Regions from separate parts of the Homo sapiens genome. Here region 2 is linked to region 1. Evidence: read pairs that join two places in POLR2A ChIA-PET (ENCODE). Cell type or tissue: CD4-positive, alpha-beta T cell. All regions are shown on one strand. Links, peaks and the distances in the headings refer to the core of each region. The heading gives the core; the rest is flanking DNA.

The links. ChIA-PET counts read pairs that join two places held together with the same protein. Peaks named below come from ENCODE experiments on the same cell type or tissue, not always from the same donor. Only the 100,000 strongest peaks of a DNase experiment are listed, where the experiment ranks them.
Region 2: POLR2A ChIA-PET joins it to region 1 with 37 read pairs; 22 of 35 experiments call an interaction of 5 or more read pairs at or near these places.

What each region holds. Positions count from the first base shown.
Region 1 is chr10:110,272,401-110,275,308 of GRCh38, reverse strand. The region is part of intron 3 of MXI1 (MAX interactor 1, dimerization protein); the gene reads right to left. Among named protein-coding and RNA genes, the nearest start is that of SMNDC1, 31 kb to the left of the region's middle. In CD4-positive, alpha-beta T cell, for the core only: no CTCF peak of the experiment used is centred there; a DNase peak (open chromatin) is centred at 1,658.
Region 2 is chr10:110,210,145-110,213,023 of GRCh38, reverse strand. The region is part of intron 1 of MXI1 (MAX interactor 1, dimerization protein); the gene reads right to left. It overlaps LOC105378480 (a long non-coding RNA gene), which reads left to right. Exons shown (of 2, transcript XR_946315.4): 2 at 1-156. Among named protein-coding and RNA genes, the nearest start is that of MXI1, 4.0 kb to the right of the region's middle. RefSeq lists enhancers at 1,389-1,608, 1,895-2,873 and silencers at 2,449-2,801, 2,629-2,879. In CD4-positive, alpha-beta T cell, for the core only: no CTCF peak of the experiment used is centred there; DNase peaks (open chromatin) are centred at 713, 1,753 and 2,173; H3K4me3 peaks cover 2,500 bases; H3K27ac peaks cover 2,489 bases.

The DNA of each region.
Region 1 (2,908 bases), core at 285-2,784:
CTCATGTGACTGGTAGCTCAAGAGCCTCCTGTATGAGGCTGCCAAATCATGGGTGCTGTAAGACTTTGGGGGAAGGAAAAAGGACAAGCAATAGAAGAAAAAAGCTTGGTTTGATTTGAAAATCCTTATTCACAGGCTGGGTGCGGTAGCTCATGCCTGTAATCCCAGCACTTTGGGAGGCCGAGGTGGGTGGATCTTCTGAGGTCAGGAGTTCGAGACCAGTCTGGCCAACATGGTGAAACCCTGTGTCTACTAAAAATACAAAAATTAGCCAGGCATGGTGGTCCGTGCCTGTAATCCCAGCTACTCTGTCGGCTGAGGCAGGAGAATCGCTTGAACCCAGGAGGCAGAGGTTGCAGTGAGCAGAGATCGCGCCAGTGCACTCCAGCCTGGGTGACAGTGTGAGACTCCACCAAAAAAAAAAAAAAAAAAAAAATCCTTATTCACTGAGGAAAAAAACTGCAAGTATCATATGATGATGTTTTTCAAGTCTCCAAGGGAGAGAAGAGCTGACATAGAGAATAACGATTCATGAAAGGCATGGTCCTGCACCTCTAGTAAAAGAAGGGAAAGAAGGTTGGGGAAAGTTAAGGCTGCTCTTCTGAATATTATGATGAACATTAGACAAACAGCAAGTAGAAAAAACCTGGTACTGAAACATTTATAGAACTAGACTTAATGGAAACTGATTTTTAAAAATTTAGCTCCTTGGTGGACATTTACTTTATTTTTATTTAACACATACTTTTTAAAAACACATGAACAGCTAATAAAAACTGTAAAGCTGAAACCTTTCCTATTTTAGCATGAGTTATAGTAAAACAAAGTTAGAATTAGGTACTGCAGCAGGAAGTGCCCTGTGAGAAAACTGGAGTCCCCTTGCTGAGAGGGATGGGGTTACACAATGAAGAGTTCCCAAAGTACTTTTATTTTCAAAGACACTTTGAGTTCTGTTTTAAAATGAGATTTTAAAGTGGGTTTTGCCCAGGGGAAAAGGTAATTCCCAGCCACTAACCCTGTTAGAGAGAAGAGTCCTATCAAAATTAACCACACCTTCAAAAAGGGCAAGCCCCTTGTGGGATAAAGAACAATGAGAGTCTGTTTGGCTTTTATTTTGGTAGATTGGTATCATTTTTCCCTGAAGGAACCAATGCTCCTTTTGATTTCAAACTCTGTAACCTCTACTGCCAAACTGATGTACCACAGAACATGAAGGGAAATGATTTTGGTATAAAATGGCCTCTACTAGTAGCTGTGCTATTTTAAAGCACAGGTATATCAACTATAATAGGAAGCGCACACTGTTGTGGGAAGAGAGAGGAAAGAATACCCTTTCGGAACAAACTCCAAGTATCATTTGATTATGTTTTTCAAGTAGTCTTTCAAAACTCTAATACCCCTGTCCAACAATAATAGATCTAACCCCCGCCTGGCCCCACAAACGATCCACTGGCTGATGCCTTTGGAAGCATGGTCCTTCATTGGAACCTGCTTGTCTTTCATTCTTCCACTATAGGATACCTAGACTTTACCAGATAACTAAATCAAAATGGAAAGCAAGTCAAGTGATGGAGACAGTGCTTATATTTTCCGCTCTGCTGAATGTTACGTAATGAACTATGAGTCCTCTCATGAGCCACATTCTTCAAAGCTGCAGTGGCTTGTGGCCAGGTTTCTCAACTCCCAACACACACTCCTGCACGTGACAGCAGCTAGCTACTTTTCCTACACATATATACCAAAGTGTCTCTAAAACTTAATGTGTTGAGAATCTTCTGAAAACCCAAATTTATCCCCCCAAAAAACCCTGCCTGCCTGTTTTCCTAATGAAAAATGACATTAAAAATGGATCCTGATATATCAAAAGCATATTGTGGTTCATGAGTTTTATTTACTAAAACATGTATGATCATATTCTGCTGTTCAGCTTATTCGGTTCATGAAATAAGAAAGCTAAACAAAGGCCAGGCACGGTGGCTCATGCCTGTAATCTCAGCACTTTGGGAGGCCGAGGCGGGCGGATCATGAGGTCAGGAGATCGAGACCATTGTGGCTAACACGGTGAAACCCCATCTCTACTAAAAACACAAAAAATTAGCCAGGCGTGGTGGCACATGCCTGTAGTCCCAGCTACTTGGGAGGCCGAAGCAGGAGAGTTGCTTGAAACTGGGAGGCGGAGGTTGCAGTGAGCCGAGATCGCATCACTGCACTCGAGCCAGGGTGACAGAGCGAGACTCCATCTCACAAAAAAAAAAAAAAAAAAAAAAGCTAAACAAGCTATTTCTACAAAATGGCATTTGATAATCGTATGTTTCACCTACAACTCATATATTATCTACTTCACAGAAAATAAACAGACTGTTAACTCCCAGGTAGTAACGTGGCAAGTGGCAGGTCCCTAGTGTCAGATCTGATTGTGGTAGTCATGGGACTCAATGATGACAGAAATAAAAACTTAGGAAAATAGCTGGGACTCTCTTCTCACTTTTCAAAAAAGCAGCTTTCACTTAAATAGCCTTCTTAATTGGTATCTTATAAAATAATCAAATAGAAATATTAACAAGTGGTATAATAAAGCTGCAAATTCTACAAATTACATATAATATATAATATAATAATATAAATTATTCTGTCACATTGTCAGCCTCAGCATGAAAGGGCTTATCTGTATACAAATAAGAATTAAAATGGTTGAGATGCATGTTACTTATTCTTGGGAGACTTTTTAAAACCACTTTCTTTCAATAAAATATAAATAGTTCTTAGCATAGGCTATATATACCTCTAGAGGTATTCAACACTGAGCCAGAGGATATTTGAAGCCACAGGGTTATACTATCCTTTCCAGAAGTCATAATTTTTTCAAAAATTTGGAAGAAAAATATTTTATATAAAAACAAACACAGAT
Region 2 (2,879 bases), core at 380-2,879, 62 kb after region 1:
AGTAAATGACAAATCTAACCAATCAAAACATTTATATTAAGGATCTACTACTGTATGCCCAGTGGTGTGCTATATGCAATGGGTAACATGCATTGAATACTGTAAGTGATCTTTTCTCTTAAGTTACTAATAAACTCCTTGTAAAGGTAAAGCTAACACACAGGAAGCAAGTAGAGAAGTGCATGGTACTGATTATCAAAGCTCAGAGAAGTTGCTATTTATTGAGCACCTATTATATCTCAGGTACGTTAAATATTTAAGTGCAGTGCCTCATTGAGTTGTTTGACAATGATATGAGGGTCATACTATTGTTATCCCCATTTTGCAAAAAGGAAATGGAACCTCAGGCTAAGTAAGTTGTGTCCAAAGTCACAAAGCCAGTAAGCAGTAGAGTAGCAAGCTGGGCCCTGCTCCATGTGACTGCAAAGGTTTCATTCTCTCAAGTACAATGACTTAACAAATAGAGCCAAATGGGCTGAAATAGCTAGGGGAAGCTTCCTGGAGGAGGTGGAAACTGATCTAAGTCTTGAAGAGAAGGTAGGATACAGATATCCCTAGGGGAGTAAGAGAATGAAAGCATTCTAGACAGTGGAAGAGTCTAAGTCGAGCACAGAGGTTCGACTGTGAAGCCTGCTTGCTGGTGGATCTGCTGTACAGACACAGAGGTTTCAGGGCAAGGAAGAGGAGATTAAGTCAGAAGGCAGGGTGGGGCCAAATGACACCACACAACAGCAGCTTCCTCTACCAGGAGGAACAGGCTGTTTCTTGGGCTGTCCGTGCCCCTAGGAAAGCACCCCACCCTCAAACCCAGGTGATCCACTCCAAGGAGCCTTATGGCTTTCTACTCTCATCTGATCGTCCTTCCCTATCTTAAGTGTTGCCTCCAAAGCAACCTCCTCCAGACACTAGGAAGCCCATTTCTCTCCTCCAGACCTTACCTGCTCTCACAGCTTGTTTCACTTACCTGCCAGTCGGCTCTTATGCACATAACATCCCTTTATGGATCTGTTCTTCTCTTTTAGTTTTAACCTTTTCCAAGATCTTTTTCTACTTATTAGTCAGTCCTTAATTCCCACCCTTCCACTGGACTCAAAATGCATATAGGTGATGATGTCAGAGATTATTTACATATAATTTCTGAATTTGTGGTAATAGGATCACAGCCTTCATGATTAATATTTCTGGAGGCCTTCAATTTGTGATCCGTAGAGATTCACATCAGTTGGAGTTTTGGGAGAATGTACCTGCCTTTCCTAGGGAATCCCCCCTGCCTTGCACACAGCAGACAGTCAACAATGTGACTTAATTTGAACCCCTCCTCCAAGAAAACTCAACCTCTCCACTGGAAGTAATTCAGCCATGTGGCCACAACTTGGTGAACACTACCAGTACGGAAACCTCAACAAGGGAACGAAAAGCAGTTCTGGCTACGATGGAAAATAAGGCAAGCTCCTGCCAAGTAAGTACTTCGCAAACAGCAGTAAAAACGGAACGTGTTAACTCGTGACCAGGGTCCACCATGCATCTCAGAAAGGTCTCACCGAACCCGAAATGGAGAATCGGGGCCCGACACTCATCTCCGGACAGAAGAGCGTCCCTTTAAGAAGAGACTGGACCAGCTGGCCGCACTACAGCTCCCAGAGATTTCCTGGCTTGCAGCCTGGCTCCACCCCCCACCCAGCCTCCGGCCCCAGCAACGCGTGACGTCAGAAGAGGCTGGAGCTGCCGATTGGCTGAACGACGCAGCTAGGTCAAGTCCAGTCGGAGGAAAGAAGTTTGTCTCCATGTGGAAACCATGTGTCTCTAGCTGGGAGGGGGAGGAGGAGAAGGCGGAGAAACCGAGATCAAGTGATTATAGGGGAACTCGCTGAAATGAAGGCGGGGAGGTTGTGCACCTGAGTCGGCCAACGATGCCCTTTTGCAGTAGTGACCGAAAAAAAAAAAAAAAAAGACGTACACAACAAACTACCCAACCCCACCCCCAATAATAACTACTAAAAAGCTAGGGTCCCTGCTTCCTTCCAGAAACCAGGGACCCGGTAGATGCTGGAATCCTATCGGAACGCCCAGATCCCTCTCCCTCCCCCAACGACTGAATGATGTAAGCGTTTCGGAAAGCAGAGCTCTGGAGCAAAACAAGCCCCGCGCGCGCCGAGCGACCCGCAGTGCCCGAGCCGGGCGCACGCACGACCCGCCCCCCGACTCGCGTTATTGCTGTGCACACGCGGATTGCCGTGACGCGCGGGCATTGTGTGCAGCGAGCAGAAAACAACGACGAGCGCCGCCAGCGCGAAGAAGCGCCCCCCATAAAACGAGGCAGATGTAGGGCCCGCCGTTTTCCGTACCCAGAGACCTAGACCGGGCAGGAGGAGGGGAGGAGAGGGGGTGGGATAAAGTGGCCCCCGTGGACCGCTTCTCTTTGCAAGGGGGATAACAGAGGGCCTGGCGGATGGTCGCACGGAGTTTGCCGGAGGTCACCCCAGCCTGTTCGAGCTGTTGGGGACGGGGCGAGGGCCTGGAGCGGGGTCTCTGCAGCCAAACTGGGCACGGCGCGGCGCCCCAAGCTCTCGGGGAAATCTGGGGGCCGTTGGCATCACGTCATTTAGAGCCAAACAGCAGCGGCGAAAAGAAGCAAGAGAGCTAAAAATACTCCCGCCGGGAGCCGGCCGGAGGAGGGGGGCTGCGGGGCCGAGGGACTTATTACGCACATGAAGTTGACTTAGACTTGGGTGCTAAGGTTCCAAACCCCTCTCGGGGGCTGGCAGATTTGCAGGGCGGACGCCTCGGGCGATGGGCTGGGAGGAAGCCCCTCGGCTTCACCAGCCTCTGGAGCCCGGTTACGCCGCCACGGGCCCGCCCCGCGCGGGGCAGCCCAAGCC